2 separate regions of the Mus musculus genome follow, and region 2 is linked to region 1. A link is a loop called in an ENCODE intact Hi-C map of the cell type or tissue named here. Cell type or tissue: left cerebral cortex. All regions are shown on one strand. Links, peaks and the distances in the headings refer to the core of each region. The heading gives the core; the rest is flanking DNA. Region 1 overlaps Rpap2 (RNA polymerase II associated protein 2). Region 2 overlaps Evi5 (ecotropic viral integration site 5).

Region 1 (16,334 bases), core at 3,685-11,684:
GTACTAAGGTCAAATCTAAGTGGATCAAGGAACTTCACATAAAACCAGAGACACTGAAACTTATGGAGGAGAAAGTGGGGAAAAGCCTCGAAGATATGGGCACAGGGGAAAAATTCCTGAATAAAACAGCAATGGCTTGTGCTGTAAGATCGAGAACTATAAAGCTTTTAAAAGTCTAAACTAACCAATCTTTGAGAAGGGTCAGCAGCCCCACTTTTCTTCACAGGCTTCTGTGAAGATCAGGTGTATAAAAGGCACACATTGGCAGATCAGCTTTCTGTCACGACTTGCCAGCTCCGACACAGGTGAGCAGAGCCGTCCCTCTTTGGACATCTCCACCTGGTTTCTCCCTCTCTCTGTGGTATCACTTGCCAACCTCTTAACTCCGAGCAACCAGGGCTTCTGACCCAAGTCTCTCGTGGTCTCTGCAGACAGTCTTATGACACCAAGAGCACTATGGGCTGACACTCTCAAACCTTCCAGCTCCAGTCTGGACCTCCTTCCTGAATTCCAGTTTCTGTATCAGACACATGACACATGCAGCATGAGCACACATGCCCCTTGTGTCTGGTAGGGCTAGGCTGCTCTGTGCCCCACACAGTTCCACGGCTCTGACCGCGGGCGGATCTCTCCTCCTGACTTCCATTACTTTCCTAGGTTTATCAGCACCCTAAATGCTCAATGACTACATCAGGCTCACTCCTGTTCTCAGGCTTCGTTTTTAACTTTATATGTATGGGTGTTTTTCCTGCATGTGCGTCTGTACTCCATTTGCATCCAGTGCAGGCCAGAAGAGGGTGTCAGATCTAGTGGAACTGGAGTTATAGATAGTAGTGAGCCACCATGTGAGTATTAAGAATTCAATTCAGGGGTGGTGGCACACACCTTTAATCCCAGCACTCAGGTGACAGAGGCAGGTGGATCTCTGTGAGTTTGAGGCCAACCTGGTCTATAGAGTGAGTTCCAGGACAGCCAGGGCTACACACAGAGAAACCCTGTCTTGAAACAACAACAACAAAAACAACAACTACTGCAACCATGGTTAAGTCGTTCCAATAAATTCCAAATAAAAAACATTCACATCTATATAAGACACATAAAATCTCACACACACACACAACACACAACACACACACACACACACACACACACACACACACACACACACACACACACACACACAGTGAACTCAGGCCTCCTGGAGGAGCAGTAAGTGCTCTTTACCATTGATCCTACCTCCAGTCCCATTTTCAGGTTTCTTAAATTTTTCTTTTTTTTTTTATGTGCCTATGGTATATGTTGAGTCTGTGTGCTACGACACATGTATGAAGGTCAGAGTACAATTCTGTAGAGCTGGGTCCTACTTCATCTTTCTGTAAGAGTCTAGAGATCAGACTCATATCAACAGCAAGTGCCTTTTGAACTGCTGAGCCATCTTGCCCCTCTGATCAAGCTCTTCTGTTGGATGATCTCAGATAGGACCAGTTTGCTCCTGATCTCCCATTAGCCCTTTCTTTAAATGCATCTCCCCTTGCTGTCTTTCCCCACCAGGTTATCTAACACCAAAGCTTCTCATTCTGCTTTTCAGCTTCTTGGAAGAAATGGAGACCACTGGACAAGAGAAGAGTCACATAACAATACTAAAACGTGCGGACAGCCCTTTGGCCGGATGAGGCACCACGAGATAAGGGCTGTTTGTTCACTGTATTGTAGCAAACAAAATGGAATCCAGTATATAACCACAAAGAGTTGAATAGCAGGAATAAAAATGACAAAACAACCTCTTGGGTGGTTGTGTGTATATCTGTGCATGTGTGAGAGAGGATCTCATTATGTAGCCTTGGGCTGGCTCACCCCTGCCTCTGAGTACTGAGATTAAAGGTGTGCACCATCAGGCCTAGAATTCTGTTTTGAATTTTTGTTTTTTGTTGTTTGTAAACCTTCAGGTAACACACATTTAATATTTCATGAGTCCATTTTGTCATGCAGGAAAAACAATGTAGCACATGTGTAATATCTACCACTATTCCAGGAACTGGGGAAACACAAGGAAGGGTTGTGATAGTTACCTTTCTATTGCCCTGACAAAGTGTCACGACCAAGGCAACTTACAGAAAAGTCTATCGGGACTTACAGCTTCAGAAGGAGAGACCATGACCACCATGACTCGGAGCTTGGCAGCAGCAGGCATGGCATGTCCCTAGAGCAGTAGCTTAGATCTTACATCTGATCCTTAGCAGGAGACAGACAGCTTACCAGGAATGGCTTGGGCTTTTGCAACCTCAAGCCTCCACTCCAGTGACACATGTCTTCCATCAAGGCCACATCTCCTAATCCTTCCTAAACAGTTCTATCAATCAGAGACCAAGTATTCAAATTCATGCACCCATGGGGGCCTTCTCATTCAAGCCACAGATACTGTGTTTTTATCTCACAGCATTTCTGTTACATTATCTGGATAGCAAAGTTTCACTCGTTTTCATATTACTGATCCATAGAATTTCTACTATATATGCTAAATAAGTATGTTTACTTTGTATAACTAATAATTAAAAAACAAAAGGGGCTGGAGGGATGGCTAAGGGGTAGAAAACAAGGGCTGCTCTTCCAGAGAACCAGGTTCAATTCACATGCCACGTGGCTCACAGCCATCTGTAACTCCAGTTCCAGGGCATCCAATTCCCTCTCTCGCTTCCCTGGGTATTAGGCACATTATTTAAAATGTATACATGTTTAGAACAGTAGTCTTGATTCACCACACAGGTAATTTAAAGAGGATTTTAATCCACCTCTGCTCAGATAAGAGTCTTAACCTGCTGGGCAGAGCCTGCTCTGTGCTATGCCAGGTGAGTGGTAACAGACAAAGTCCACTAGGGAGTGGGTAGATAGGAGTGGGCAGTTCTCTACTCAAGCATGAAAAGTTCTTCAGAGAGCCCTAAATAGCCTCTCAACTCTGTATGCTGAAATCACCTAGGGGGCTTTTAAGCTATACTGCTGTCTGAGCACAACCCTAACTAATCAAAAGACACCTGGTCTCCAGGGATCAAGCCACACACTTGTAGTTGTTAAATGGCTCAAGAATGGCTGTTCTACAAGCTCTTCGTATTGATGACCATTTCAAAAAGAAAAATATTGTTATTTATATCAACTTTTCCCCATTGGTCAGTATTGATTAGAAGGAGATCTCCATAGTAGTCACTACCAAGTGACTTAATTTTTTCAGAGGAAACAGGTTATAGATCACATTGTCCTGTCAGAAGCACAGGGTTCCTTATTCCCTGGAGCACCTGACATCTCCCTGAAGGTAGTCAGGGAGATTAATCTTTATTGGAGCTATAGACCCCAAAATTAGAGCATAATTCTATAGTGCCCCCTACCAAGGTAATGCTTACTTTTTGGTTTGTTTCTCACAGATGACTTTATTAAATTTCAATCATATGTAACAGTAGAAAAAACACAAAATAAGATCTGTATACTCCTTATTATTCAGACAACAATCATCTGACCATCCATGTTTCATCTCCACAGCTCCATACTTAACTACCACACTACTAACTTGGATAATTTTAAAGCCAATAGATCATTTAATCATTTAATTATTGTGACTAATGAAAAAAGTAATTGGAAGGGGTCTGGTTGCAAAATAGGAATGACAGAAAAAGTGATAAAATAAGTTTATACATTAAAGGGGACATTTGAGGGGGCTGGAGAGATGGCTCAGCAGTTTAGAGCAGTGACTGCTCTTCCAGAGGTCCAGAGTCCAACCCCTAGCTCACAATGTGTAAGGGGGTCTGACGCCCTCTTCTGGTGTGTCTGAAGACAGCTACAGTGTACTCACATACTCATATAAATTAAATAAAGAAATCTTTAAAAGTGCGGGGCATTTGAAAGTGACTTTCGGCCTATCTGCAGTCTGTGTGTCAGGACTGAAGAACCACTGAAGAGCCTCTTGTCCTGGCTAGCGCATGTGTCAGAGGAGCTTCATCAGTAACATAAGTTGCACAGTAGATTCCTTACACAAGCTTTCACAATAATCCCATTAGGCTCTTTGGGTTTTTCAAGTTTTGGTCTGGTAAAATTACTGGTTTTCAACGTAATACACTTGGAAGTCCTCAAGTATACTCAAGAATACTCCCATGTCAAAGAATGTCCCTTTGATATGTGCATGAGAAAACCACACAGGTGCTTGGACTATACATTAGGAAAGCTGCCAGCTTAGGGAATGGAAGCTGTAATGCAGTGCTAATAAGTTAGAGGGGTTCTGGGGTCTGTCCTAACCTGACCCTCAGGCATGCTAACTGCATATTCTACCACAGAACCACATCCCCAGACCACATGGCAGACTTACTACTCTTCATATTTCAGCTTCTCTCTCTGTCTGTCTCTGTCTCTCTGAGACAGGGTTTCTCTGTGTACCCTTAGCTATCCTGGAAGTCACTCTATAGACTAGACTGGCTTCAAACTCACAGATACCACCTGCCTCTAATTCCCACGTGCTGGGATGAAAGGTGTGCTCTACCACCTGGCTTATATTTCAGCTCCCACACCAATTCTTTATGACAGTATTCCATAAGTAGCATCTTCCTAATCTGCAAGGCAACCTCCTACCATAAGCTTCAGAACCACTGCTATGGTCCTCCCCTGAGGTTTATTATGCCTGTCATCATTTTCCAGCTTTACTGAGGGATAGTGGGTAAATTTATATGTGACTATATATCTATATTCACCAGAAAAAAATGGGCTGATCAGCACACCTCTCACCTTATGTAGTTTCCTTTGTGTGTGTGTAGCACTAACAAGAGCTATTCTTTTAGCAAATTCTCAGCCTAGTATGCAACACATGAAAGCAATACATGTTTCCCACTGTAGTTAATAAGATGCTTCAGGAAAAGACTATATCTGAATGTGTGTTCAGGGCCTAAACACAGGAAGTAGATAAATACTGTCTAGTAAAATATTTGCCTGTGGAAAACTTAAGTTGTAGGAAGAGGTGACTAAAGAAGAAAGGCAGGACACGTGAAGTGGAGGGAAACACGGGCCTGAGAACACACTTGCCCTTACTCCTAAGTCCTGTTAGGGAGCTCACAGTGGAGCCCCGACTGGTGAATGAAATCTGATGCAGTGTCAGGTCTCTGCATTCCTCTCCAAGCTCACGGTGCTGTTTGCTGAGCTGCCTTTTCCTCTGCTTTGCTAAGGTTTGCTGAGTCGGAGCACCTTATGATACAGTAGAACACAAGGTGACCTGACACAGGAGTGCTGCAGAAGACGCTGCAAGTTCTCCTCGAAGATTCTCTAGAGGACAGGACTTGGCGGTGGCAGGGTATATGCTCATGTGTCAGGTCTTGAGTCTCACTCCCATTCCCCCACAAACGTGAACAAACATGCACATGTACACACGTGTAAGTATGTGCACACACATACATGCCTATTACTAATTTCTTATATATGGATATATGTGAGGTTTGTGTGCATATATGTATAAAGGGAGGTCTCTGTGTGTATATGAGGAGGTTTGTGTGTGCATGTGGGAAGGTGTGTATGTGTGTATAGGGAGGTCAGAGGATAACCTTAGGTTTAGTTCTTCAGCTGTTGTCTACCATTTTTCAGTTAGGGTCTCCTCCCTGTGGCCTAGAACTTGTTAAGTAGCCTAGGCTGGCCAGCCAACAGGCCTGCCTCTACCTCCTCAGCACTAAGATTATCCGCACACAATCATGCCAGCTTTTTCATTTTTTAAAGTTAGCATCTGGGGCTGAATGCAGGTATTACGCTCACAAGGCTGGCTTCCTACTGACAGAGTCATCTTTCTTCATCCTAAAATTTTCCTCCTAAATGAAGTTACTTTACAAGCAAGCTATCCAAAGTAAAATGTGTCAGAACTCGAGACAAAATGGAGATGTATTCAACAGAATCAAGAAGAAGAAACAGCACTGAGTCTAAGATGAGTCCACAGAGGTCAATCCCTTCCTCTGCTCATGTTCCCATCCACCTGTCACTTCACAAGACAATCAATACAGTCAGTAACAGAGACGGAAAAATTATACCATTAACACTAACCTGAAAGTCTGAATGAGGTTTTTAAGTTCAGTGTAAATATCTCCCATTGTAATCTGAAGAGGACCCAAAAGTCCAGGCAATCTGAGGAGAAAAGAACAAACAAACAAACAATGACATGTTGTGCCTCCCTCTGGGTTTTCCTCGCCAACAGTGACACTGAGGAAGTCTCAAAGGTTAAGGTGCCTCAGGACTAGTGAGAAGTCAAGCACCATTCACAGTTAGCCCTGCTGCTTTAGTCTGTGCTACAGAGAGTAAGGCCTGGAATACAAAACCACTCTGGCTGATGGCATTTAATTCCATAGCTTCATGATGAAAGCACTGCCCTTGGACTAATCTTATCAAGACGATTTTATCTCCAAATCTCCAACTAGTGATTAACACACTTCTTGTTTCCTTGCTTAAAATAAATAAATAAATAAAATTGCAGGTTGGAAAGTTCACGGTCGATCTCTTACCTCGGAAAAAAGATTTGTAAACTTTGTTTTGTTTTTGTTTTAAACAGAAACGGGCAGTTTTGTAAGTGTTACTTGTGAATGGCTGATTTTAAGAACAATCCTTCCCATTACAGGGCACTTCAAGCCAAAGCAACGTTGAACCGAAAGAAACTTATGTTCTTGGGTGTGAAATGGGCCTATGGCCATGCAGACATGCTGATCGAGCCCACCAGCTGTGGAATGTCCAGTGGCATGGCTGTTCACAAGGGTGGAGGCTCCCTGCCCTTGTTTTAACAGCTCTCTCTTTGCTGGCTTAGGAAGGTGTGAGATAGTTTGTTTTTCTAGCCTACAATCTCACTTTTCTCCTTTATGACACTCCTATGTCACCTACAAAAATAATTACTAAAACATATCTGAAAAAATAAATCATAAGATGGAAAATTTTCAAGTGAGGAAATTCATGCAAGCCTTTCTCTTCCCCCACCTTTATAATTTTCTTTTTTCCTTTTCCTTTTTCTTTTTCTTGGATATTTTCTTTATTTACATTTCAAATGTTATCTTCTTTCCCAGTTTCCCCCACTCCTGGAAACCCCCCATGCCATTCTCCTTCCCCCTGCTTCTATGAGGGTGTTCCTCCATTCACCTAGCCACACCCACTTCCCTGCCCCCGATTCCCCTACACTGAGGCATCTATTGAGCCTTCATAGGACCAAGGACCTATCCTCCCACTGATGCATGACAAGGCCATCTTCTGCTACGTATGCAGCTGGAGCCATGTGTACTCTCTGGTTGATGGCTTAGTCCCTGGGAGCTCTGGTTGGTTGATATTGTTCTTCATATGGGGCTGCAAACCCCTTCAGCTCCATCAGTCATTTCTCTAACTCCTCTATTGGGAACCCCATGCTCAGTCCAATGGCTGGGTGCAAGCATTTGTCAGGCTCTGGCAGGGCCTCTCAGGAGACAGTTATATCAGGCTCCTGTCAGCATGCACTTCTTGGCATCCACAATAGTGTCTGGGTTTGGTAACTGTATATGGGATGAATCCCCAGGTGGGACAGTCTCTGGACGGTCTTTCCTTCAGTCTCTGCTCTACACTTTATCTCCATATTTGTGCCTGTGAGTATTTTGTTCTCCTTCTAAGAAGGACTGAAGCCCCCACACTGTGGTCTTCCTCCTTATTGAGCTTCCTGTGGTCTGTGAATTGTATCGTGGTTATTTGGAGTTTTAGGACTAATACCCACCTATCAGTGAGTGCACTCCATCTGTGTTCTTTTGTGATTGGGTTACCTCACTCAGGATATTTTCTAGTTCCACCCATTTACCTAAGAATTTTATGAATTCATCATTTTTAATAGCTGAGTAGTACTCCATTATGTAAATGTACCACATTTTCTGTATCCATTCCTCTGTTGAGGGGCATCTGGGTTCTTTCCAGCTTGTGGCTATTATAAATAAGGCTGCTATGAACATAGTGGAGCATGTGTCCTTGTTATATGTTGGAGCATCTTCTGGGTATATGCCCAGGAGTTGTATAGCTGGGTCCTCAGGTAGTACTATGTCTAATATTCTGAGGAATCGCCAAACTGATTTCCAGAGTGGTTGTACCAGCTCATGCAAGCTTTTCAAATCATTAAAAAATGTTCAGAATTCAAGGTTAATATTTATAAATTGCAAATTCATAAAATTACTGAGTTAATTTAAATCTCTTAAAATGCCAGAACGACACGTCCATACTCACACTTTGCTCAGTTTTTCAAGAACAATCCGTCTTCTAATCTGGTTCTGGGAACTTGAATCTATCAGCGGGAAGCTGGGGTCACGCTGAAGCACACTCTTAAAGCAAACAGAGAAACTTTTTTTTTTTTTTTTAAATGAGTAGAGCAGTAACATTAACTAGAAATGTGTACTCTTCTAGTACAGAAAAAGACTTGAGAACTGAACATTTAAACCTGAGCTTCATGCCGGCCATCTGCCCTCCTTGGAGGGTAGTGGTCTCCTCTGCAAACTACTAAACTTGCTATAAAATATAAAAGTATATTTAAGGATTAACGTAAGAATTACGACTTGTGGGAAAGTGTTTGCAGAAAGGGGGAAGGTCATTCCAGTGAACTAGGGATGAGAGAACTGGAAGGGAAACAAACCAACCCACAAACAAGCTAGCAAGGTAGTAAGAAATCTGGGCTGAGACCCTGGAGAGGGTAACTCAGGAGAGCGCTGGGCTAAGCCTGGAAGAAACAACTCAGATCCTGAGAACCTCAGCAGAGTTTCTAATGGAGTCACAGGTCAGGCATGCCAAAGGAGGAGGGTTATGGGTAATGCTCCCCAGTGGAAGGACAGACTTGGAAGGAGCACGCGCTGAAGGAAAACTGACTCTTGAGGACTGCTGCCACCACTGAGTCCCCTCAAGTCCTGCTCAGGTATGGTGACGTGGGTGACTGGAAATCTCTAGAGGTAAACAGATCATCCTAGAGGATGCTAACAATATCCTGCATCTCAGGTTTCGAACTCACGATCCTGCTTTAGCATTCCAAACACTGGGATTATAGGAACACACCACTAGATTCAGCTTGTAACATGTTAATATACAATGTTTGATGTCTAATAAAATAAGACAATAGCAAATTTTTATTACTGTTAAGTGGTATACTGTATGATGCTATATAAAGACATTTAACATTTTCAATGAAATGACAGTTAAAACTTTTAGCAGACAACTGGAACTATATATATGAAAGAGCCACCAGATGCAGAACCGAGCAACAGAGCATTTCTAAGCACTCATCAAGCAGGGGTGCAGCAAGGGCCACATTCTCCCTGGTGACACTGTGACTAGTGTCCATCATGAAGTACAGTACCTGTCACTGCAGTCATGGCAGCTGGGTCTATGGGAGCGGTGACCACTTCATCATAGAAGGCCTATACCAGATCCTGGCCACACTTCCCTCTTACTGCATGTGGCTTTGGTGGCAGAGTATGTAAGAGGTGGAAGGCTGGCTGCTGTTGGGAGCAGCCTCAGTAACCATCACTCAATGCTGGGGGACTTTTCAGTGATGCAGCTGCGGCTACCCAGCCCATCGGTAATCCTAGCATACTCAGTCTTACAAAGTGGACCTAGATGGAAACTTCCCTTGGATTGTGGATCCTTATTCAAGGTAAAAAGACATTTCTTTTCCATCAGGAAAGTTACACAAAAGGCAGGCTTGGGGCTCATGGGGCACAGGTGACTCGGGGCTACTACACTTGTGCAGTGTATATGCAGCAAGGACTACAGGGATACACAACAGCACGGATGCCTAGAATCAAACCAAACAAAACCACATGGTATTATGAAACAAACTGGACAAATACAGGCTGTTCAAAAACTGGCCAAGTAATCTCCACTACTATGTCTGACAGTAAAACTGCAAAGGGGTCAGGGGCAGACACTGATGCTCAAGTTTCCTTATAAGGAAGGAGCACCTCCTGGTCTGGACAGTGATGTCATGGGGTGTTTAGTGTAAATATTCAATAATCCGTACACTTGATATTAAATGCCAACACAAAGCTGTAGAGTGTTCTACAACAAAGTCATAGACTTCAGACACTCATTTCTATTTTTTAAGGCTTCTTAGTGCAAAACCCAGTGAGTAATGGTGGGTTATACAGCTCACAGGGAGAGACTAGTGTTTCTTTTAGTTTAATCTAAGTTTTGGATGCCGTCTAATATTAATAGAGATTAATTTGAGATTTCAAATATGGGTCCAAAGCTAGGCAAAAATTCTGTAAAGATGCAATAAATTTCTCTATTTTTTTTTCTAGCTCCATGTTACCTCTCCAAATCTCTAAGTGCATTTTTAATCTTAGGGCAACATCACTTACAACTTAGTAACAATTATATGGTAAAAATAAGACTGTTACCCACTCTTTTCGTTATGCCATATGATTCGCAGATAGTACATATGAACCAAAGATACGAACTGCAATGTTACACAGTCCTTCCTTCCTTCCTCTCAGCATGCACTCAGCCTTTATGTATGACTGTGAGCCAAGTTATCAGTTATGTGACACACTCTGAACAAGTGAACAATGCAAGTTCTATTTACAGATAAGTAGCATCAAAGAATTAACTTTAAGAAGCTAGCAGATGACAGAGCAGATATTCAATATCTATATCCATTTCTTCCCAGTAAGTTCCTTTACTGAATTTTCATCTGTAACATTTCATCTTGTAAGCTTGTGAGGTGTTTTGACATGTGTGTGTGTGAATTCACAGGCGTGTGAGCTTGTGAGGTGTTTATACTCGTGTATGCGTGCATTCATGGGCATGTGGGGGCCAGACATCAATGCTGCTAGCAGTCTTCCTCTATCGCTTCTCTACTTCAGCTTTTAGATATAGTCTTTTACTGAACTTGGAGATGTCCCCTTAGACTGGCTGATCGGGGAGCCCCTGGAATCCACCTTCTGGCAGTGCCTAACAGATACATCCAGTGGGTAAGCTGTGCTTAGCTTTTATTAGTGCTAGGAATCTGAACCCAGGTCCTCAAGCTTCCAGTAAGCCACCCCCAGCCATATCTGTAACATTTCAAATGGACACTGCAATTAACCTAGAGAAACATCTGTCTAAGTAACCGACCTACTCCACTGCAGTCACCTAGAGAAACATCTGACTATCTAAGTGACCGACCTACCCCACTGCAGAGCGAGAGGCTCCCAGGTCTGCTCTGCAGAGTTCTCTCAGTCTGAGCAGCCTGAAACACCCATCATGAAGACATCATGAAGACACCCATCATGAAGACATACCTCTTTAGAGTCCTGAGACTTGGTAGTGTCTTCATTTAAAACACAGCGCCCTCTGTAGAACTCCCTGACCCTCAGGTTCAGCATCTCCGTTTCCTTTTTCAAGCTCTCATAACTTGGCAGTGGCTTAATGGCTGTGTCTGAGCCTCTAAAGGGCAGTGTTGCATCTAGGGTGTTCTGAGCTTGACTCAGGGCAGGACCACAACTACCTGGGTCACAACTTATGTCATCTTCATCAAGTTCTTCATCAGGCTCAGAGGCTGAAGAGGGTTTCAGACACACAGAATCGTGGTTCTGGCCATATAAAAACTTCAGTGTTTCTTCTGTCTTCCATTCAGTCAGAGTGTCCGACAGAACTCGGAGTAAATTTGCCTTCGCAACCTCAGGACGCACGTGTACCAAACCAGAGGCTGACCCAGAACCTGGATTTGACTTGGCAAATTTGCTCCTGAAATGCTCAGCACTCTTCTTGCTTATGCCTACAAGCGTAACTTGTGATACACCGTGTTTATGTTCAGAAATGGCTGAAGTGTTAAATCTGTCACACAAAGGGCCAGGTGAAGAAATCTGAGTACTTTCTTTCTTTAAAGGACGTTTACAAGTGGCCACTTTCTCCTGACTATCTAATCTGCAATTATCCAGCTGCTCGGTAACCTCTGACACGGTCTGCTCTCCCTCCTTGGAGTCCACGTTCTGAGCAGCCTTCTTTCTCATGATGCTGCTTTTTGTGTGCGGCTGCGGTCTTGTATCCACTGCCTTTGGTCTGTTTCCTGGTAGAAGAGAAGAAACAAAGCCTTGCTCCTCCTCATCACTGGCTCGCTCACTCCAAGAGCTGGAAGAAGCAGGGTCACACTGCGCCTCCAAGGCGCCGGAACCGTCAACATCTGCTGCTGTCACGGCATCTCGGAAGAACTGTACTACTTCTCCAGAACTGCCGCTGTACAAGGAGAGACCACCAAAACCATGTCAATGGAGACAAAGCTTCCCACAGGGACGCTGGGAATTCCCACGGTAAGAATTTCTGTCCCTCAGAAACAGCCTTACATTTTATACTCTCACACTGACATTTCAGAAGGCTTTCATTTCTCCATATTTAATACACATTTGACAGAATTCTTTTCCAGCTTTCCTTTGCCTTTTCCTAACATTTTACAATTCTTAAAGCAGTATAGCAAACACCATAACCCTCTAAAGACTCTATCCTACTCAACAATTTTGAGTTTTGCTTGAAAAAATAGTTAATATTTTCTTGTTCTGGCTGACCATTATACAGAAATTTTCATGTAATGAAAAAATACAAAAGTCATAACGAAAAATGAAGTTGGCACATCAACATAGTTCAATGAGAGATATTTAAATCTGAGCGCTCATGAATGCAAACAATAAGATAACAGCTGTCCCATGGTTGCACATTTTGATTTTCAGATTCAGTTTCAATCACATTAAGAATTCTGAAGGAGCAAAGGCAAAGCAGAAGTTCCTCCAGCTCATGTTGAGACAAACAAGCACCCATGAGCACTCAGAGTTTGAGGCCTAGTCTAGAAGCACATGGTGGGAAGGAGTGAAGGCCAAGCTAGACAGCAAAGAGCTGAAAACAAGTCCTAGTGGGACACAGAAACTCATCAAAATTTCCAAAATTCCAGGATCACATATATTTTTTTTAACCAGACTCTAACCTACATCATCAGGCAAGTAACTTTTGGATAAGAAGAAAAGAAAGTTTAACTTTAAGAAACTAGATTACAGGCTAGAAAGACAGCTCCGCAGTTAAGATCACTTGCCCTCCCAGAGGACCTGGATTCAATTCCCAGCACCCAGGTGGTTCACAACTGCCCTTAACTTCACTTCCAGGGATTCAACACCATCTTCTGACCTCCCTGTGCCCGCTGGACAAGCATATAGCAAATCGACATACATGCAGGCAACACATATAAAAAAATAAATGAAAAGCTGAAAGAAACTTTCATAGTCTTTATATCCCATTCTGTCTCTTGAGGTTTAAAGCAATGACGTTTTATACTAGGTTAAAGCCAGAAAGGTGTCCATCAATAAACAAGGATCTCTTATTTGTACTCAATACCCTGTGACTAAGGCAGTGATTAGCAACCAGGGACATGTGATCTGAGAGTGAAAGGACCTGTCCTGAGAGACGGCTGGAGCTGAGCAAACACCACCATGAAGAGCTGTGAGGTGGGACTGGCAAAACCAAAAACCAAAAATCTATAGTCTGCGCTTCATATTGATATGTAAGATATTCTTTCAAATGATCAACACATTAATATCTTAAAATCATATAAAACAAGACCATAAAACCCTTTCTCCAAATACAATTGGCACGACCTCACCAACAAAGGAGTGGTGTCTGAGAGAGAGGCTATGTTTGTGTCTATTTCAACAGCTTCAATTAGACTTCCCCAGTGGGACAGCTGCACGATAAATCAGACAGATCAAACAAATCATCTTTCCCTCACAAAGGAAAATGGTGAACGTGTCACACGTTTCTTTGTAGCACACAAGCACAGGAAGTCCAGGCGATCACACCACCTGGCCCACTCAGGTCAGTGAAACTGACTGGAACGAACCTTTGTCCTTTCTTCAGCAGCTGAAAGTCAGGAGGCCTGGAACAAAAACACAGAGAGAAGAAACTGAAGGCAACTGACCCAGCTTGCTTGAGTTTACTACAGCTGTACTGCATAACAAATATAATTAAAGGAGTATTTCAGATGAAGATTTCTTTTTTCTTCCTTAAGGAAACAAACGAAAAAGGGGACAAAGTACTGTAAAATACATGCACAAAAATCTGGATTTGGTGGTTTTGTTTTTTACTTAAAATTTACTCATTTTCAAAACTAAGTTCAAATTCCATGCACACAGTACCGCTTCCCTTGACAAAGGTAAAATCACTCTGCTCCCTAAATTGTAGTCACTGTGAGCTCCAGTCAACATGGTTGTCAGGTTTTCTTTATTGTCAGAACTGTTATCTACGTGTTTTACTTTACACATGCTTAAGCTGGGTTCTTAACTGATCCACCAGCTCTTCAGACAGAGACTATATTGTAATTCTCATCTGGTCACCCTAACTTCTGAGACAGCCATGATGTTAAACTGTGTTCGTTTTGGTTTTGAAGGCCTTGAACTCATAAAGGCCCAGTGCTGGGAGGAAAGGTGTCACCACGCCTGGCTTTTTAAAAAGGTGTTTTGGTTACATAAATATCTGTGTCCTGAGTGTGTGCCTGGAGAAGTCAGAAGAGGAGGTCAGACATCTACAGACAGCTGGGAGTTACATGTAGTCATTAGGATGTAAACCAGGATCCTCTGCAAGAGCAGCAATGTGCTCCTAACCACTGAACCACCTCTTCAGCCCCTGCACTGATTAACTTAGCCCTGAACAATGTGGGTATACATTGTTTGACCACCATGAACACTGAAAAGGCAAATACAGGGCTGGAGATGTAGTTCCGTTGGCACAGCTTCCCTAGCATACTCCATTGCCAGCACCACATTAACCAGGTAGTGGGCGATGGAGGCAGGAGGATCAGTAGTAGCAATGTAGCAGTTTCCTCTGAGAGAAACATTCCATCCTGTAGCGAACTTCTCAAACTAGATGATCAACAGCTCAAAACAGAAGTCCCTGAAACTGACCAGATTCACCAGGTCTCTCCCTGCTTAAAGGTAAATAATGAAGCCTGGAAGAGAGTCACTCTCAAACAAACCAAGCTGAAATGAATGCTATGCTATGGCAGACCAGAACAGCTGCCTGGAAGAAGCAGAGACCAGCCCAGCTGCCTGGAAGAGCTTTAGAATGGGTCACCTGGAAAGGACACTTTCCAACTTGTTGAGCCTTCTCCAGGTTCCTGGCTTCTGTGAGCTGTCACCCAAGCAGGAGTCAGCTTTGGTAATGGAGCTGATTTTGATCATTTCTGCTCGTGTTAGTAACCCTCACCCACATCTCTGTAATAATACCAATAAGACACACTGGGTCACTGTTTGACTTTGGTCTGTTCTGGGTTCCCTAGCTGGGATGTACAGTAGGATGTGTGTTGTGTCTCCCCAGAATGTCTTGTCACAGGGTGACAGAAGTTCAAAGCCAGCTGGGGCTGCTTCAAAGGAAAAAGTGGGGCAAACAGGGGGACAAACATGACAGCCAGTGAGTCCATGAGGACAGAAAAAAATTCAGAGTACCTATGAAGGAACTACAAAGAGGCTTTCTTTTACAAGTAATTTTTGTGTTGGGGCTGGAGAGGTGGCTCCGTGGTTGATAGCACTGACTGTTCTTCTAAGACCAAGATTTAATTCCCAGGACTCACATGTCAGTTCACAACTGTTTATAATGCCAAGATCTTACACAAATACCCTCACACAAACATATATGCAGGCCGAGCACCAACACGCCAATGCGCATAAGAAAAAAAGAACAGAAAAAAAAATGTAGTTTTTATGGTGCTAGATTTTGAACCCAGGGCCTCATGCACACTCGGTAAATGTTCTACTATTTAAGTTCCTTCCACAATTTAAGAAGAACCTTTAAGCACCAAATAAACAGAAGAAACAAAAAGAAATATAAAGGTCTAGAGGCACAATACAGAGACATCAAGCCACCAAATGTAAATCTTATTTAATGACCCAAACAAGGGTGTACTAGGGGGTTTTAAAACTGCAAAACAATTTTAAGGCCAAGAACAAAACCCCCAAACTTTTTAAATTAAAGTGAAGCTAATGTACAGATGAAACTAGAACTTACTTGAATTTTGATGTTTCAAGACTGCCAATTTAAAACGTCAGGCCCAAGTGTCTCCCTCTACTGTGATCACGGCACTGACTAGCTAACTCCCAGGAACGCCTGTACTTGGTTTAGTGCAGACACAGGAGGCACTGCAGGGATGGCTCTCAGCCCTCCTGTCCTTGAAGATGGGAATTACGGCTGACTTAGGCAGTCTTTCCTACTACATCCTTCACAAGTTCTTACCATCACAAAGCACAAGGAATGAAGCCGTGACCGCTGTTCCAGCCATCTCTGCAGCTCTAAAGGCGATTTCCCCATTTTCCCTTGGCCCACAGAAACAGGCCTTC
Region 2 (16,334 bases), core at 3,607-11,606, 150 kb before region 1:
TAAACCTTGTTTAGAGTAATGCTTGTAAGAGTGTGTCATCTTTAGAGTGGTGGGAAATGGCAGAAATCACCTTTTCTCTGTTGGTGTTTTCCACTGCTCTGTGGATCCAAATGTTGTTTGAACCCTGTTTTTACATTGACAATATATAGAATTGTCTCTACTTTTCAAGTAGTGGGACAAGGCATCGAAAAGTTCATTTTAGCTCCGTTGAGGAAAATAGGTGAGAATTAAACCCATGCTTCCTGATTCTTAGTCCTGGAACTGAGTTTGTATTAGGTGATTTAAAAAAAAAAAAAAAAAGCATGTTTGTTGTCTTATCAAAACCACATTAAACTGTGTACTAAGTGAGGCTTTACGTTTGTACTGCTATGTTACAAATAACGGAAAGTTTTCATTTAAAATGGTATGGGTCTACTCAAACCTAACTTTGGTACTGTTCCTGGTACTTTGTAACATTTACCCACTTTTGCTAGTTTGCCCAATAGATAACCTCTAGGGATGCCTCAGATGGGCAATACCCCAACCACTCTTGGCTTAGAAAACGCCCACTCACAATTCTGTTCTGACAGAGAATGTGGGATCTAGGTTTAAATCAGTGTGCCCAGAGCAGCCTGCACTTTTGACAGAGATAGAAAGGAAGTGATAAGCTCTTTACTACCACTTTAAAATTTTAATCCTTTTAATGGTGTGAAATTACAGTGTGATTTCTGAATTATGGAATTTACCATAAAGCTTTGTAATTGATTTGTACTTTCCAGCTTCCTAAATTAATAGTTGCACAGTGGGTGATAGTTTATATGCTATGTCGTAGCTGGCAAACTTCTTTCTGTTTGATAAGATTCCATCTGATCCTCAAAGTATATTTCTTTATTGTTTCCCTTTTGAACAACTTAATTAAATTGTAAAATATTTCTCTTTTAGGGCTTTTGCTTCAGGCATTCTAAAATGTAGAAATAGCTAGTTTGTAACTATCTCAACAAAGAGAGCTGGGCATAGGGACTATCCCACCCTGCCTGCTGTCTTGTCATTAGAGTTTGTATATGGCATTTTAGGATCTTCTTCCTGCACACATGTTCCATTGTGGACAGTCTGCAAACACTTGACTAGAGAAGCTCAAAGCCATGAAAAAAGAAAAATACAAATCTGAGAAACTGTTACAGCCAAAGGATCCTAAAGTCATAAATAAATCTATTGCTATGTCTCGGGTCAATGCTTACAACAGAAAAAGCAAGTGGGGAAGTCAGGCCCGGAGCTACAGAAAACAGAGCTGAGTACACTGTGGGCTTCATTCATAATTATGTATCAGTACTGGTTCCTGAATCTTTACAAACATAACTGAAGAATGTAAGATGCTAATGGGGAAAGTGCCTGCTCGGTACATGGAAATACCTTCTCAGTTTTTCTTTAAACCTAAGATTATTTCAAATAATGTCTAATGTAAATTATATCTCATCATTTTTAGAAACTTAGAATTATGTGGAATTTTAAATATCTGTAACAAAAATAATTCACTGCTAGTTAAACTACAATTTATAAGAAACATTTTCTAGCTTTTGTGTCTAAGGCTGATCTTTTCATGTGTACATTTGTCCAATCTTGTCAGAAATGTCACTCTAAAATACTAGTATGTGTTTCTCTTTGTAAGTCAAACTTAGCCATGAAAAAAATGCTAGAAAAATAAGTCTGACTTCTTTTCTTCCTCTGTACTTTTCAGAACACATATCTTATAGATACTCAAATGTGTTTTCATTTTCTTCTGGTTACTAAAAAGACTACTCAAACTTTGTGTTCATAACTTTAAGTTACAGGAAACTGTTTTGAGGATCCATCAGTTAGTTACACACAAGGTTAGTGTGATTTGTTTTTAGATGTTTCAAATGAGTCACCTCAAAGTCATGGAGAGGTTACCACTTACCACATCTTCTGTTCTGATTAACTTTTTTTCTTGGGACTGCGTTGTAAATCAGTAGTAACTTATTAAAGTTAGTGGTTGTTTTCAATGTTTCAGTATTACTTCACTTATTAGCCAGGGTGCTCCCTGTCCTTGGGACTGCGTTGGAAATCAGTAATAACTTATTAAAGTTAGTGCTTGTTCTCTGTTTCAGCACCATTTGGCTCAGGGTGCAACCTGTCAACTGTCTTGCAGTCATCTAGTGCAGTTCCAATGCATAAGGCCTTTGGCTGTAATAGACGAATTGAAAATAACCAATTAGAACAAAACAGTCCTCACTCTGCTGTAAGTTAATATTGTGGCCTCTCTGACCGTTGAACCTAATTTCATAATATAGCCATAAAATGTTATTTAACCTTTAAAATAGTTAAGAGATAGCTTTTTGAAAGTATTCTGTAGAAACAAAGTAGTTTTGAAGGCGAGAGAGCTTGGCTCTGCCTTTGTGTGCTACAATCTCTTCTTTGGTAGTTTTTTTCTCTGTGTCTGTAACATAAAAAATACTTTAAAAATGTAAGCTCTACACTTGCATCTAAGACTAAGCAACCTGTGTTGTGTCATGACCCTGCTAATACCACAGACCTTCTGTAATACTACTCCCAGAGAGAACCCACATCCTATGTATAACCTTAGATTTATTTTGAAATCTTTATGAAGAGAACATGGGGGAGATTACTAATTGTTTCTGTTATTTCCTTTAGGGTTGTATATTTATTTATAACAAGTGTTTTTAATTTTAGCCAACAGGACTAAAATAACAAGGTCTATTAAGTAATTATTTCAAATTCTAGAAGTAATATATAATTTTTTTCTTTTTTTAAAATTAGATATTTTTTTATTTACATTTCAAATGCTATCCCCTTTCCTAGTTTCCCTTCTGAAAACCCACTATCCCTTCCTCTCTCCCCCTGCTCACCAACCCACCCACTCCTGCTTTCTGGCCCTGTCAGTTCCCTATACTGGGACATATAACTTTCACAGGACCAAGGTCCTCTTCCTATAAAAATTTAAAAACCATGTTTTAGGTGAAAATTTTGCTTGTATGTCAGGTATCTGAAGAAAACTCAGGAAGGGGAGAGCCAGTGGACTCAGTAGCCAGCACATATATGTAATCTGGAAAGCAAACGTCAGAGTGGCCAGCACATCGTGCACTGTAGAATGCATGCTGACATGATGCTAGTAAACTGCTGCAAGTGTGCACACTGAAGACCTCATTCTCCTTTGAGACATGGTCTTGTATAGCCCAGGCTGGCTTTGGATTCAAAATCCTTATGTCTTGGCTTGAGTGCTGAATTCAGGCATGTGCCACCATGGCTATCTCTGAACATTTGTAAACCTATTTTATTAATCACTGCTTACATTTTCTTTCTATTTTAGATTTATTTTGTGTTCTTTTTGATTTTTTGTTTACTTTATTGCATGTGGGTGTGAATGTGGGTATGTGTACACCACAGTATGCTGCACATAGAGAACATGGAGCAACTTTGTGGACTCATTACTTCCCTCTTTTAGCGCAAAGTCAGGCTTTCCTACTTTTATTTGCTGAGCCATCTTGCCAGCCTTCTTGATGCATAGCTATAAAATTACTTTGAACAAAATGTTTTTATTTTGTTTTGATGGTGTGTATTTATGCATATATATAATATATATTTTAGTGTTAGAAATTGTACCAAGTTATGATTTTTTAAAAGATTTGTTGCTATGAGTACACTGTAGCGGTCTTCAGACACCCCAGAGGAGGGCCTGTACATATAAAAAAGGGGTATGGTACATGTGGGGACAGTCATTTCCAGCATAGCGACAGCTCCAGGGTGGTGATGTGATACTTAGACATCTTTTTTTTTTTTTAAGATTTTTTTTTAAAAAGAATTATTTATTTTATGTGTGTGAGTACATTTCTTCAGACACACCAGTAGAGGGTGTCAGATCTCATTACAGATGGTTGTGAGCCACCATGTGGTTGCTGGGAATTGAACTCAGGACCTTTGGAAGAGCAGTCAGTGCTCTTAACTGCTGAGCCATCTCCAACCCCAAGTTACGATGTTTTTAACAATTGATAATCTTTCCCATCAATAGAATAGTTAGTCTTTGGTATTCTCTGGATTCATACATATCTTTTAGAAAGAATAAATAGTTACAAGACATTAAATGGAAAAGAGCAAATTTGAAACAGTATTTTACTATTTAGTGTGTTAAAAGTATATTATTGGGGCCGGTGAGATGGCTCAGTGGGTAAGGGCACCCATCTGCTCTTCTGAAGGTCCAGAGTTCAAATCCCAGCAACCACATGGTGGCTCACAACCATCTGTAACGAGATCTGACTCCCTCTTCTGGTGTGTCTGAAGACAGCTACAGTGTACTTACATGTAATAAATAAATAAATCTTAAAAAAAAGAAGACTGTATGTTTAAAAAAAAAGTATATTATTATGGCTGTGTTTCATGAGCAGTTATGTTAAATATATGCATATGCACTTAATACATTTAAAAGCATGCACATGGTGGAGGCTGGAGAACTGGCTCAGCAGTTTGAGCACTTCTTGCTCTTCCAATGGAGTTTGGTTCCCAGCACCTGTATTGGGCAGTTCATCATACCTGGAAGTAACTACAACTCAATCCAGAAGGTACCAGCACACGTGTTGCATATGCAAATAGGAACATAAAATTTAATATTAAAATATACACATTTGTATGTGTAATGTATATATTTACATAGTTACATAATATACATATTTAAATAAATTTGGATGTAATAATTCATTTTAAAAAGACAATGTGTTTGTCTTTAAATGAATTTGAAGTGTTTATAGTAAACCTCACTAAAAATGTTGCAGTATTGCCTCTTAGGCAAATAGAAAGCCAGATGATACAGAAGGAGTAGAGCCTACTCCTTCTTTTTACTGTATATGAACCACCTGATTGCTGTAACTGTTAAATATTAATACATTTAAGTTCTTTAAGGTAACCATTGCTAGAAAGAAAACAAGAATTATAACTTCCAAATGAAAGTAAAAGTAACAAAGTGTCTGTTACCAGCAAAGCCCCTAGCATCTCGGAAGTCCTTGTCTGCTTGGCTCCACCTGCTTCTCTGGTGCAGGTTAGCCATGTTTGCCTCCACAAGCAAGGTTCAGCCATACCTGCCTTCGTTTTTCTCTGCTGTGTTTGTTTATTTATTGAGAAAGTATCTCACTGGATAGCCTCGGCTGTCCTGGAACTCACTGTGTAGAACAGGCTGGCTTCAAACTCAGAGATCCACCAGCCTCTGCCTCCCAAGTGCTGGGATTAACGGTGTCTGTCCTCATGCCCACACATGCCCAGCTGTTTTCATTTTATATGAAGGCTGTTGCTCTTGCTGTTCCTCGTATTTGAAAGTCTTTGTTGTGTGATATTTCTCATGACTCTTTTTTACTATTTAGATTTCAGCCTAGAGTCTCCAGCGACTCAGAGTTTCCCCAAACCTGTATTGAGCAGTCTGCTCCTCCCCTAGTTAGTTTCAGCTCCTCATGATGCTTGAGTTTGTGCTAGGATGTGCTGTGGCCTATGTGTGGGTCAGAAGACAATTTCAGGAGTCAGTGTCCCCCTTTGAGCTCTGAGGATTGAGACCAGTGTAGCAGCATGGCAGCACCTTTACCCGCTGAGCCAGTTTAAGGCTCAGTATTGAATTCTACAGGCTCTTCTCAGGGTTTGAGTGATTAACTGGTGCCCAGCATGGTGACCACACCTTTACTACCAGCACTCAGAGAGCAGGGCCCACAGATCTCTGAGGTTGTTAAGCCCAATGTGTTCTACCCTGTCTCAAAAACAGACAAATCAACCAACCAACAAACAATCCTCAGCTGTGTAAGTTAGAACTCGATGCCATTTAGTTCTGAATGCCTATTACATGCCAAGTCCCCCCGCCTCCTAAATGGTATCTTGGATGTGCAATCAAATGGCTATAATTCAGGAGTTAGGGATAAGAAAATGTCCAGTTTGTACCAACCTAAGTTACATAGCTAACATCTGTCTCTAAGTCATACTTTGTATATAGCTCAGTCTAGTAGGATTACAGACATGTACCACATACCTAGCTTCCAAACGAGCCTTTTGATAATGCATTGTATTTAGTTTACTCTGGCTTCTCTCTATTTTTGAAAAAGTGATTTTTAATTTAAAACAGTGTTTTATTTGGAGTTTTATTAGACTTCGGAGTGCTGTTTTAACTGAATAATTCATAGCCTTAAAAGTTAAATTAAAAATGTAGAGGGGTTATTGTAGATAAAACAAGGTTAAAAAGTAGTAAAGTACCAGATAGAAGTACAAATTTTGGGTTGATTCTAGACAGTAAATAAAGCATTTTTAGCCCTTTTGGGGGAGTTTGAGTAAAAACGAGTTTGATGGTATCAGGGATTGCTAATTTAGAGATTTGTAATATATGTAGGTCAAGTTATAAAGAACAGTTTCTTGTCCTCAGACAATGCATGATGAAGTTGTAGTAGTAAATGTCATAATATCTGCTTTTTCTGTCCAGTGGGTTACAAAAATCTCTGTGCATAATATATAGGTGGAGAAATAAGGGAAACAATTGAGATAAAATGCTTACTGCATAGAGCTAAAGGGCATAGAGAGACTGTGGTGCTTCTGTCGGTTTGAGAATGTTGAAAAGTAAGAAGGGCGGGGAAGTTCAGGCAGATGGAAATGGATGACTAGGTGCTGGGTCATTTGCCTCCTGGTCTTTTGAGGTTTTTGTTACCTGGACTCTTGCATCTGATAGATCATTTAGGAGCTAATGGGTCAAAAATTTTAAAAACTTTGTTGTCTTTGTAGAATATTTTAAAACCTGTAGGTTGAAACAGGGCTTTTTAAAATCAGCTATCTTCCTGTCTAAGGAAGTGCCCTTCCTGTGGCAAGATAGGGTAAGTTATAACCAACACTGAAACAGATAAAGAAACAAACAAGAATGGCCTTTCAGGCATACCCATTGCAGTTTATCTTAAGAACTGGTCTGGCTAAACTTGTAGATCCCAGCAAGCGTGAGGTGCCTGTCTTCCTTCTCTTGTGTCCCAGCGTTTTGAGTTAGTCGTGTTAGCTGCATTTTTCCAGCCACTTCTCACAGCAGCTAGATGCCATCACTCTCCTGCGTTTACTTCACTGTGACATGCAAACATTGTCCCTTACAACATTTTCCTAAGTTTCTGGCTTGATGAAGCACACTCAGTTTTCAGTTTGGAATGGTGTGTTGGAGGGCGACAGATGTAAGTAAGCATACTCGTGAATAGAACATCTGCTCTCTGCCTGGACCTGATACACAGCTGCACACCCTTGTTTCCTCACTTCCAGTGACCCATCAGAGTGTGACACATCCTTAGCACATTCTGTCTCTTCCTCATGCTTCCTCTGATTAGAGCTTCCTGTGATTACGGGATAAAATAAGTAAGTCTGGCTGAAACATCATTATCACATCTTAGTACAGTGCCCATCTAAGATGCACTAGTGTGTGCTGTTTACTTACCGCATCTGTCCATTATGTAAGTGAGTTAGAAAATTAGACAATTTCCTTCATTTGTTATCATTTCTCTCTATAGACACTGATGCTTTTCTATGGCCAGAGAATTATTTTGTTGCTTACCAAATCTTTGATTTTTCTTCATTTTTTAGAATAGTTCTTAATTTTTAGTCACTAGATTCTTATGTCTGGACTTATATCCTAGATAGTTTTTTTAGTTCCTCATACATTAACAAATTTTACTATTTTTAGGGTGGCACACACCTTTAATCCCAACACCCAGGAGGCAAAGGCAGGGGGATCTCTGAGTTTCAGGCTATAGAACTAGTTCCAGGCCAGCCACGACTACAAAAGAAACCCTTTCAAAAGCTGGGCTAACTAGGAAAGAGATTTGAGTTCAAAATTGAGCTAACTTCTGTAGAGAGGATCTGAGCAGCTAAAACCAACACGGAAAAAACTGTGAAGTGAAACTGGCAGCGGAATTGAAGGAGTAAATTAAAGACCCCGACAGCCTTTTCTATTTGTGTTCTTAAATGTATCTGCTCTGGAAATGTACAGACTGGATAAATGGATAAATAAGTTGGTGAATCCTGGCAATTTATTGTGGTGCCAGACAGTAAAACATTTATCTCGTCTTTTATATGTAAAGTTACACTAACATTTGTAGTGGGATATTACTTGATTTGGTTTTTCATTGGTTGAGACAGGACTTAATATGTAGCTTGGATGACGTAGAACTCAGAGATCTGTTTGAGCAAGCACTGCCCATCTGGCAAGGATTGTGTGAGACCCTTGGGAAACAACATATGATTATCCTGACTAAAATTAGATATTTTATGTATATAATTGGCATATACTTAGAATTTCTAAATTAATGTTTGAAATTATGAATTTTCAAAGGTGGTTGAAGCCAGGCCATTTCACACATAGGTCTTCACACTGACTATTTCACAATTTCTCCTGGTATAGCTTTCAAAGCATACTTTCAAACCCCAATCTAAGATATTTAGAATTCAGAACATGCATGCATTTTCAGTCTCTATGTTTATAAAACTCCCAGTGATAGTATACCACCATCTTTGACATCACTGTTTAAACCGTCTCTAGCTTAGTTTATAGTATTATATCAGTTACTAACAAAAACTTGAGGAATTCTAGAGTATTCTTTTTAATAAGCTAACAGAAAATCAACTTAAATTGGCTTAAGTAATAAAGATTTATTTACCCTTATAACTGAGAAGTCAAGAGATAGAGTGGGCTGCAGGAGTCTTTGATTTGAAATCCCAATTGCAGTTAACCATGGTTCTGTAGGCTCTGCCTTCTTAGTCATTTTAGCCTCTAGAGGCGTTCCTGTGGTGCTGAGGTGGCCAGCAGCTGAGCTTTGTATCTGTGTGCTATAGTGTCTCCCTCATCCACAGTCACATGCAATTAGAAGTAAAACTCTGCTTGTCGCAGCATAGCAATGTTCAGATTGGTTAATTTTGGAGCAATTTGGGTTTCGGACTTTTTTTTTTTTAATTACGGGTACTTAGCTTGTATGATCATTAATAAGCTGTATAAACTAAGACGTTAACTTCTTTAGTGTGTCTCAGTTGTTGTTATTTTTAATAGATTCTGAAGCTTGAACACAGGTCCTTGTGCAGTGCAAGCACTCAGCACTAAGTGGCTAGCCCCAGAATCTATTTCAGAGCAGGCTGTTATACATCTCTGTAACATTTGAAGAAGATTCTATGATCTTCACCTGTTCCCATTATGTAGTGTAAGTGGGATTGGCATTATGTCCTGACCCAGAAGGTTGGCTGTTAGAGTCTAGACCAGACAAGATCATCACGTGTAGTTTGCAGTGATTGCTCAAATAGTGTGATTTTCAAATTTTTTGATGCAAGTTTTGGACTATCTTCTTATTCTGGGCATTTGATACAGGTTGGATATCTCCAATCTGAAAATCTAAAATAAACGGTTTTGAAGCTGGCACAGTACAACAAATGGAATGTTCTATGCATAACCTACAAATCTCAATCAATGTAAATGCATTAAACATTCATTGAGAAGTATTTTCAGCATATGTGAATGAGTGTATAAGGTACTTGTGAGCTGGGTGTGGTGATTTACTCTGTAATCCTAGCACTTAGGAAACTGAGGCAGGAGATCACAAACACAAGGCATGGGCTTCAATAGTCTGCTTAACTTAGCAAGAACCATCTCAAAAGGGAAAACAAAAGTAGGCTGGGAACATAATAGCTCAGTGGGAGAGCACTCTCTCCCATATAAGGCCAGTGGGAGAGCACCCTCTCCCATGTAAGGCCATAGGGAGAGCACCCTCTCCCATGTAAGGCCAGTGGGAGAGCACCCTCTCCCATGTAAGGCCATAGGGAGAGCACCCTCTCCCATGTAAGGCCAGTGGAAGAGCACCCTCTCCCATGTAAGGCCATAGGGAGAGCACCCTCTCCCATGTAAGGCCAGTGGGAGAGCACCCTCTCCCATGTAAGGCCATAGGGAGAGCACCCTCTCCCATGTAAGGCCAGTGGGAGAGCACCCTCTCCCATGTAAAGTCATAGGGAGAGCACCCTCTCCCATGTAAGGCCAGTGGGAGAGCACCATCTCCCATGTAAAGTCATAGGGAGAACACCCTCTCCCATGTAAGGCCAGTGGCATAGGAGCAAATCAAAGTGCAAAAATTTTAAATACATAAATAAATTTCATGTTGTGACTTGTGTTTTGCCTCAAAGATGTCTCATTATGTGTATGTAAATATTTCAAAAATAAATACAGAACACTTCTGGTTACAAAAATTTTAAAGAGGGTATAGCTTAATCTCTATAGCTTTTCATATTAAATTCCCAGGAAAATATAATAAAAGTAGCATTTACTACTGGAACAAGATGTAGATTTTTATTTATTTCTGTGTGTATGTGCTGGGGAGCTAACCCAAGGCTTCTTCCCAGATGGTAAATAACTGTTGTGTCCTGAGTTGTGTTAAACTCCCAGCTGTCTACAAATGTAGACAGTGAAAACACTGTAATTAACACACCTAAGTCACTGTCCTTATTCTGTAATGTTGCATTATCAGATATTCGTCTGTTATTTTAGCCTTCTTACTTTTTGATGCATTTCAAAATAAGTTATATTATTCTTTGCTCCTGAACACTTAAGCACACATATTGTTAGCAAAGTGATTTTTGACCTTTTGGTTAAAAGCTTTATACATACAGGATCTTCAGCTTTTTTTGTTTTTGTTTCTGTTTTTGTTTTTTGAGACAGGGTTTCTCTGTGTAGCCCTGGCTGTCCTGGAACTCACTTTGTAGACCAGGCTGGCCTGGAACTCAGAAATCCGCCTGCCTCTGCCTCCCAAGTTGCTGGGATTAAAGGCGTGCCCCACCACTCTTCAGTTTAAGGCTTAATTCAAATCCTGACATAGATGCTGTCATGGTAAAGCTAATGGGGTGTGTGTGTGCATCTGTGCCTGTTAGAACCACTACTTCACCCTCTGAAGCTTCATTTATGATATGACATGAGGTGCACGTGCAAGGTCTCCTTGGTGAATTATATAGAGTGTTGATGCACTGAGCCTCTTTCTTCACCAATTATTTTGACTTAGTAAACCAGTGAGCTGGCAATCTGTTGTTATCAGCTAGACCAAAAGAAAACCTCAAGAATGCAAGTCTCTGGTAAATTTATTAGTGTAGCTGACATTTCCCACTTTCTTATCAGAAACAAACATATGACACTACTTGAAATTAGGAAGCCATAAAAATACTTAGAAAAATCTTAAACATTAGATAATTGAATGAACTAACTGTTTAAGAAGTGATATGATGTTAATGTGTAATTCTTAGAATAAGTAGGTCTTTAATATATTTTACATTGTGAATTCTGCTTTTATACTGAAAGACTTCAGTATAAAAAGCCTAAAAGACTTTTAGTAAAAAGCCTAAAAGTAGTATTTAAATGAAAGTCTGTTTGCACAACATAAAAAATCAAAATTTTGTACAAGGTCATTTATACATTTCTCATTAAATAGCATTTAGGATATTTCTGACTCTTTGTTTCCACTTTTAAAGTATCATTGATCTCTCCTTATGTTTTTTGTTGTGAGCCTAGCCTTTAATGGCTGAGCATCTCTCCAGTCCTCACTGATCTCTCCTTAAGTGGTGGATTGACTCCAAATACTCGGGCAGAGCCCTTTGACAGCTGTGTGGAGTATGCTGGTGTGCTGCTGGTGTGCTGTTGGTTTGCTGCTGCTGTGCTGCTGGTGTGCTGCTGGTGTGCTGCTGGTGTGCTGTTGGTGTGCTGTTGGTGTGCTGCTGCTGTGCTGTTGGTGTGCTGCTGCTGTGCTGCTGGTGTGCTGCTGCTGTGCTGCTGCTGTGCTGCTGCTGTGCTGCTGGTGTGCTGTTGGTGTGCTGCTGCTGTGCTGTTGCTGTGCTGCTGGTGTGCTGCTGGTGTGCTGTTGGTGTGCTGCTGCTGTGCTGCTGGTGTGCTGCTGCTGTGCTGTTGGTGTGCTGCTGCTGTGCTGCTGCTGTGCTGCTGGTTTGCTGCTGCTGTGCTGCTGGTGTGCTGTTGGTGTGTTGCTGCTGTGCTGTTGGTGTGCTGCTGGTGTGTTGCTGGTATGCTGTTGGTGTGCTGCTGCTGTGCTGTTGGTGTGCTGCTGCTGTGCTGCTGCTGTGCTGCTGGTGTGCTGCCGGTGTGCTGTTGGTGTGCTGTTGGTGTGCTGCTGGTGTGCTGTTGGTGTGCTGCTGGTGTGCTGCTGGTGTGTTGCTGGTGTGCTGTTGGTGTGCTGCTGCTGTGCTGTTGGTGTGCTGCTGCTGTGCTGCTGCTGTGCTGTTGGTGTGCTGCTGCTGTGCTGCTGCTGTGCTGTTGGTGTGTTGCTGGTGTGCTGCCGGTGTGCTGCTGCTGTGCTGTTGGTAGGCGAGAAGGATTCTGAGATAAAAGTAGAGCTGCTTAATTCTTTTCCCTGGATTGACCCTGCATGCGTTAACAGTTTTACTCATTTCCAAGACATCTTTAAATGTAAATATTTTACGTACCATATTCATTTGACTTAATTAAATATAGCATTTTTTTCCTGGAAATTTCTTTTGTCCAGAGAGTACAAATTCAATGAGCATGTTTTTATTTTATTTTAAGTTTTTATTTTGTTATTGTTTGGTTTTGTGGTACTGAGAATTGAACTTAGGACTTCACGTGTACTAGGCCCCACTGAGGTTTGTCTTCAGTCTTTGGTTTTTTTTTGTTCATTTGTTGGGAGTTTTGTTGGTTTTGGGGGGAAGTTCACACACATTTTGGATGGCTTTTTTTTTTTTTTTTGTTAAAATATTTCCATCTTTTTAATTTAAAAGTTGTTTTAGATTTGCTTATTTTTATTTTATGAGTGTCTTGCCTGCCGGTGTGTATGTAGACCACATGTTTGTGTGCTGCCTATGATGATCAGATTCCCTGGAACTGGAGTCACAGGTGGTTGTAAGCCACAATGTGAGTGTTAAGAACTGAACCTCAGTCCTCTGCAAGAAAAAGCGCTCTTAGCCAGCGAGTCATGCCTGTATCCCTCCATCTTTTTACTGGGATGCTTCAGATATCCTCGTTTTCATCAGTGCTGTCTGTCCTCAAAAAAAAAATCAACCGCGCTAGCAAGTTAATTTTAGCCAAACCCACTTTCAAACATCTTTGGGCTTAGTTGTTTTAAACAGACTGACTGATGCCTGTCTCGCCTGAATAGTTTCTCCATTGCAAGTGTCCCCCTTAGGAGAGAGTGGATAAAATTAGTGGATAATTTAAGGTTCCCGCTCCTTTTCCAGCCTCTCAAACCTAAGGTCTTTCTGTGGTTGTTGCCTTCTTCCCCACAGTCTAAGAGCTTATCTTGGGTTAATCATCTTAAATTTGTGTTGAACTTAATGTCAGCTTGTACCTTCCTAGTGAGTTTATGTCTTATTTAATCAGGATTATAAACATGACAGGATATGAGAATTACACACACGCACAGCAGAAGGTTGCAGAAGACATCCAGTGAGTGACTGTTATCAAATTAGTCTCCTGTGGATGGACAGTGGCCTACTCCAGAGCAGTGGCATCATCTTCTCCTCCTCAGAGCGCACCCTCTGCTCTTCACAGCCTGCGCTCATTGAGGTCTCCCTTTCTTACTTTGCTGTTCTTGTTTTGTGCCTTTGAAATTCTTAAAAAATGGAACAATGATTAGCCACTGTTCAAAGTAAGGCTGTCCTCTTTTGGTCTCAGGAGTGACTTAGTACTTTGAGCCTGTAGATAACAGCTTCTAAACAATGAAAGCATTAGTACACGGCTTCCTAATTATAAACATTTTGGAGTATTTTAAACTGTTTTCACTCTTTAAGGAGCCCATTGTCTAAGAGTTCACTTTTCATGATATGAGACAACTGGCCAGTCTTGGTGGCACATAGCTTTAATCCCAGCTCTGGGGACACAGGAGCAGGCGGATCTTGACTTTGAGGCTATCCTCAAAGTCAACTCTAGGCACCTGGGGGATCTGCAGTGAGAAGAAAGGAAAAGGCAGCTCCTCCCCTAATAGCTGTAGCCTTGGAAAAATGGACCCTTCTCTTCCCAGGAGCACCCTTTAAAGACTTATTTTACTTGTTTGTAAGATTCAGTTGAGTGCATGTGCGTCTGTGTGGGATATGCACATGTGACTACAGTAGCCTGAAGAGTATGGAGTGTCAGGCATGTCAGATCCCCTGGGCTGACCTAGCAGGCCGTTGTTGACAAGGACGCTGGTGGTTGAACTGGTCTTTTTCAAGAGCAGTGCATGCTCAGAACTGCTGAGCCATCTCTTCAGCCCCTGCAGCATTTTAAAAATCAGCTATATCTAGGATTCTCAATGTATATCCTGAGCAAATTTAACAGGAGCATCACAGTTAATTATCTCTTTCTAGAGTTGGAGAACTTTTTCTGATTCTGATTTCAGGTATAACTTGAACTCCAGTTGGGTGTTTTTGATTAGGCACTGGCTTTTATAGTTGGTAGAAAACCAACTGCCTAAGAAAACAATTATATAAATGGCCTTGAAATTTGAGGGTAATATTGCCATCAGAGGATCTGTTTGATAATTAATTTTAAGACTTTTTCAAGGGTTATTTTATGTGGTCTGTGGTTTGTCAACACCCATTAGGCATGTATTAGAAATACTCAGTTTAATGCATTTTGAATTCCTTTCCAGTAATAGAATGGATTTGTTCAAAATTTAGCTAACTAAACTGCTGCCCTAGGTCTTAAAATATCTTAGCTCATGATGTAAAAGTTGTCCACTGATTTTCCTTTGTTGTATTGTCACAAAACAGAAAGAAGAGGGCAAGCTCCAAGGACAGCTTAACAGGTCTGACTCTAACCAGTACATTAGGGAACTGAAGGACCAGATAGCAGAGCTGACTCATGAGGTGAGTGATAAATGCTGGTCTTCACATATTTCTTCCTTCCTTCCTCTCTTAATGTCACACGTTATTACTGACCTTTTCATGCTAAATGTTTCTATGAATAAATAATTATCATTAAGAGCACCTTAGAAGATTGCCTTTATAAGCAAAGATTTTTGTGCTCAAATATTAAGATTTTGTCTTCCCTAAGCCTTTAATAATAACTTAAAATGGTCAATCCCCAACATGTATCTTATTTTTTATTGTGATCTGAAAATACTTGGTGGTTGCCCGTGTATATTAAACTTTTCCTTACACCTAACTGACTAGAATTGGTGGGGGAAGTATCTTTTCCCTCTGGCCTCCATTCCCCTTCACAGTGTTCTCACTGAGAATGCAAAAAAGGATACTCGCAAGATATCAGTTAAAGGGATTTCTTAGTATTTGAATGCTTTTTAAACTTGCACCTAGAATCTCTGACATTCAGCCAATGAAATTTGACAGAATTTGAATAGCTCTTAGGCTAATTTAAATTACTTAAACTAATCCCTGTGACAGGAGAGAACCTGTTTATTGGTCCCATTCTTTACTATTCTCTCATACATATTCAGCAATACAGGTAAAACTGTGTCTCTTATTTTGAATCTTAGTAAAGTAATGTTTATTCACAGTAAAGACATTTGACAGGATAGCATAAACTTGATTTGCTATAAAGAACAAAGAAGAAAGGAGACTCCTTGGCCACTAGATGAATCTAAACCTCAAAGGAACAAGTGTGGACATTGCCCTTTCCTGGCCTGACATCCTTCAGTTGAAGGCAGAGTGTTGGTGAAATAACTTCCTGCAGGGAGTTAGTCTAAGTGAATTCCCAGTGAAGAGGAAGCAAAACTGAAAACAAATTGGATAGAGTCACATGTGGGTCACTTCAGTTTTCTTTGTCATAGGAACATTCCTATCAATATTAGTATAAATATTATATGATAGTATCAATAATATATTAGTATTAATTATATTAGAATTATCATAAATAATTAATTAGTACTATAATACTAGTATTATTATACATTGTGATATTTGAAGGAGCAGCTCTTATGTATAATCTTTTTAAAAAATTTATTAGGTATTTTCTTCATTTACATTTCCAATGCTATCCCAAAAGTCCCCCATACCCTCCCCCTCACTCCCCTACCCACCCACTCCCACTTCTTGGCCCTGGCATTCCCCTGTACTGAGGCATATAAAGTTTGTAAGACCAATGGGTCTCTCTTTCCAATGATGGCCGACTAGGCCATCTTCTGATACATATGCAGCTAGAGACACAAGCTCCGGGGGGTACTAGTTAGTTCATATTGTTGTTCCACCTATAGGGTTGCAGATCCCTTTAGCTCCTTGGGTAGTTTCTCTAGCTCCTCCATTGGGGGCCCTGTGATCCATCCAATAGCTGACTGTAAGCATCCACTTCTGTGTTTGCTAGGCCCCGGCATAGCCTCACAAGAGACAGCTATATCTGGGTCCTTTCAGCAAAA

What was found. A loop is a pair of places that touch in the nucleus more often than their neighbours do. Peaks named below come from ENCODE experiments on the same cell type or tissue, not always from the same donor. Only the 100,000 strongest peaks of a DNase experiment are listed, where the experiment ranks them.
Region 2: it touches region 1 in a loop (2.2-fold over the local background); 10 of 42 quality-filtered maps call a loop at or near these places.

The regions. Positions count from the first base shown.
Region 1 is chr5:107,615,689-107,632,022 of GRCm38, reverse strand. It overlaps Rpap2 (RNA polymerase II associated protein 2), which reads right to left. Exons shown (of 13, transcript NM_144911.3): 7 at 13,847-13,882; 8 at 11,268-12,201; 9 at 8,227-8,321; 10 at 6,055-6,135. A930041C12Rik (RIKEN cDNA A930041C12 gene) reads left to right here. Exons shown (of 3, transcript NR_046195.1): 2 at 227-305; 3 at 1,589-1,773. Among named protein-coding and RNA genes, the nearest start is that of A930041C12Rik, 10 kb to the left of the region's middle. In left cerebral cortex, for the core only: no CTCF peak of the experiment used is centred there; no DNase peak of the experiment used is centred there.
Region 2 is chr5:107,763,174-107,779,507 of GRCm38, reverse strand. Evi5 (ecotropic viral integration site 5) reads left to right here. Exons shown (of 20, transcript NM_001378824.1): 19 at 14,737-14,832. Among named protein-coding and RNA genes, the nearest start is that of Gm42147, 30 kb to the right of the region's middle. In left cerebral cortex, for the core only: no CTCF peak of the experiment used is centred there; a DNase peak (open chromatin) is centred at 7,223.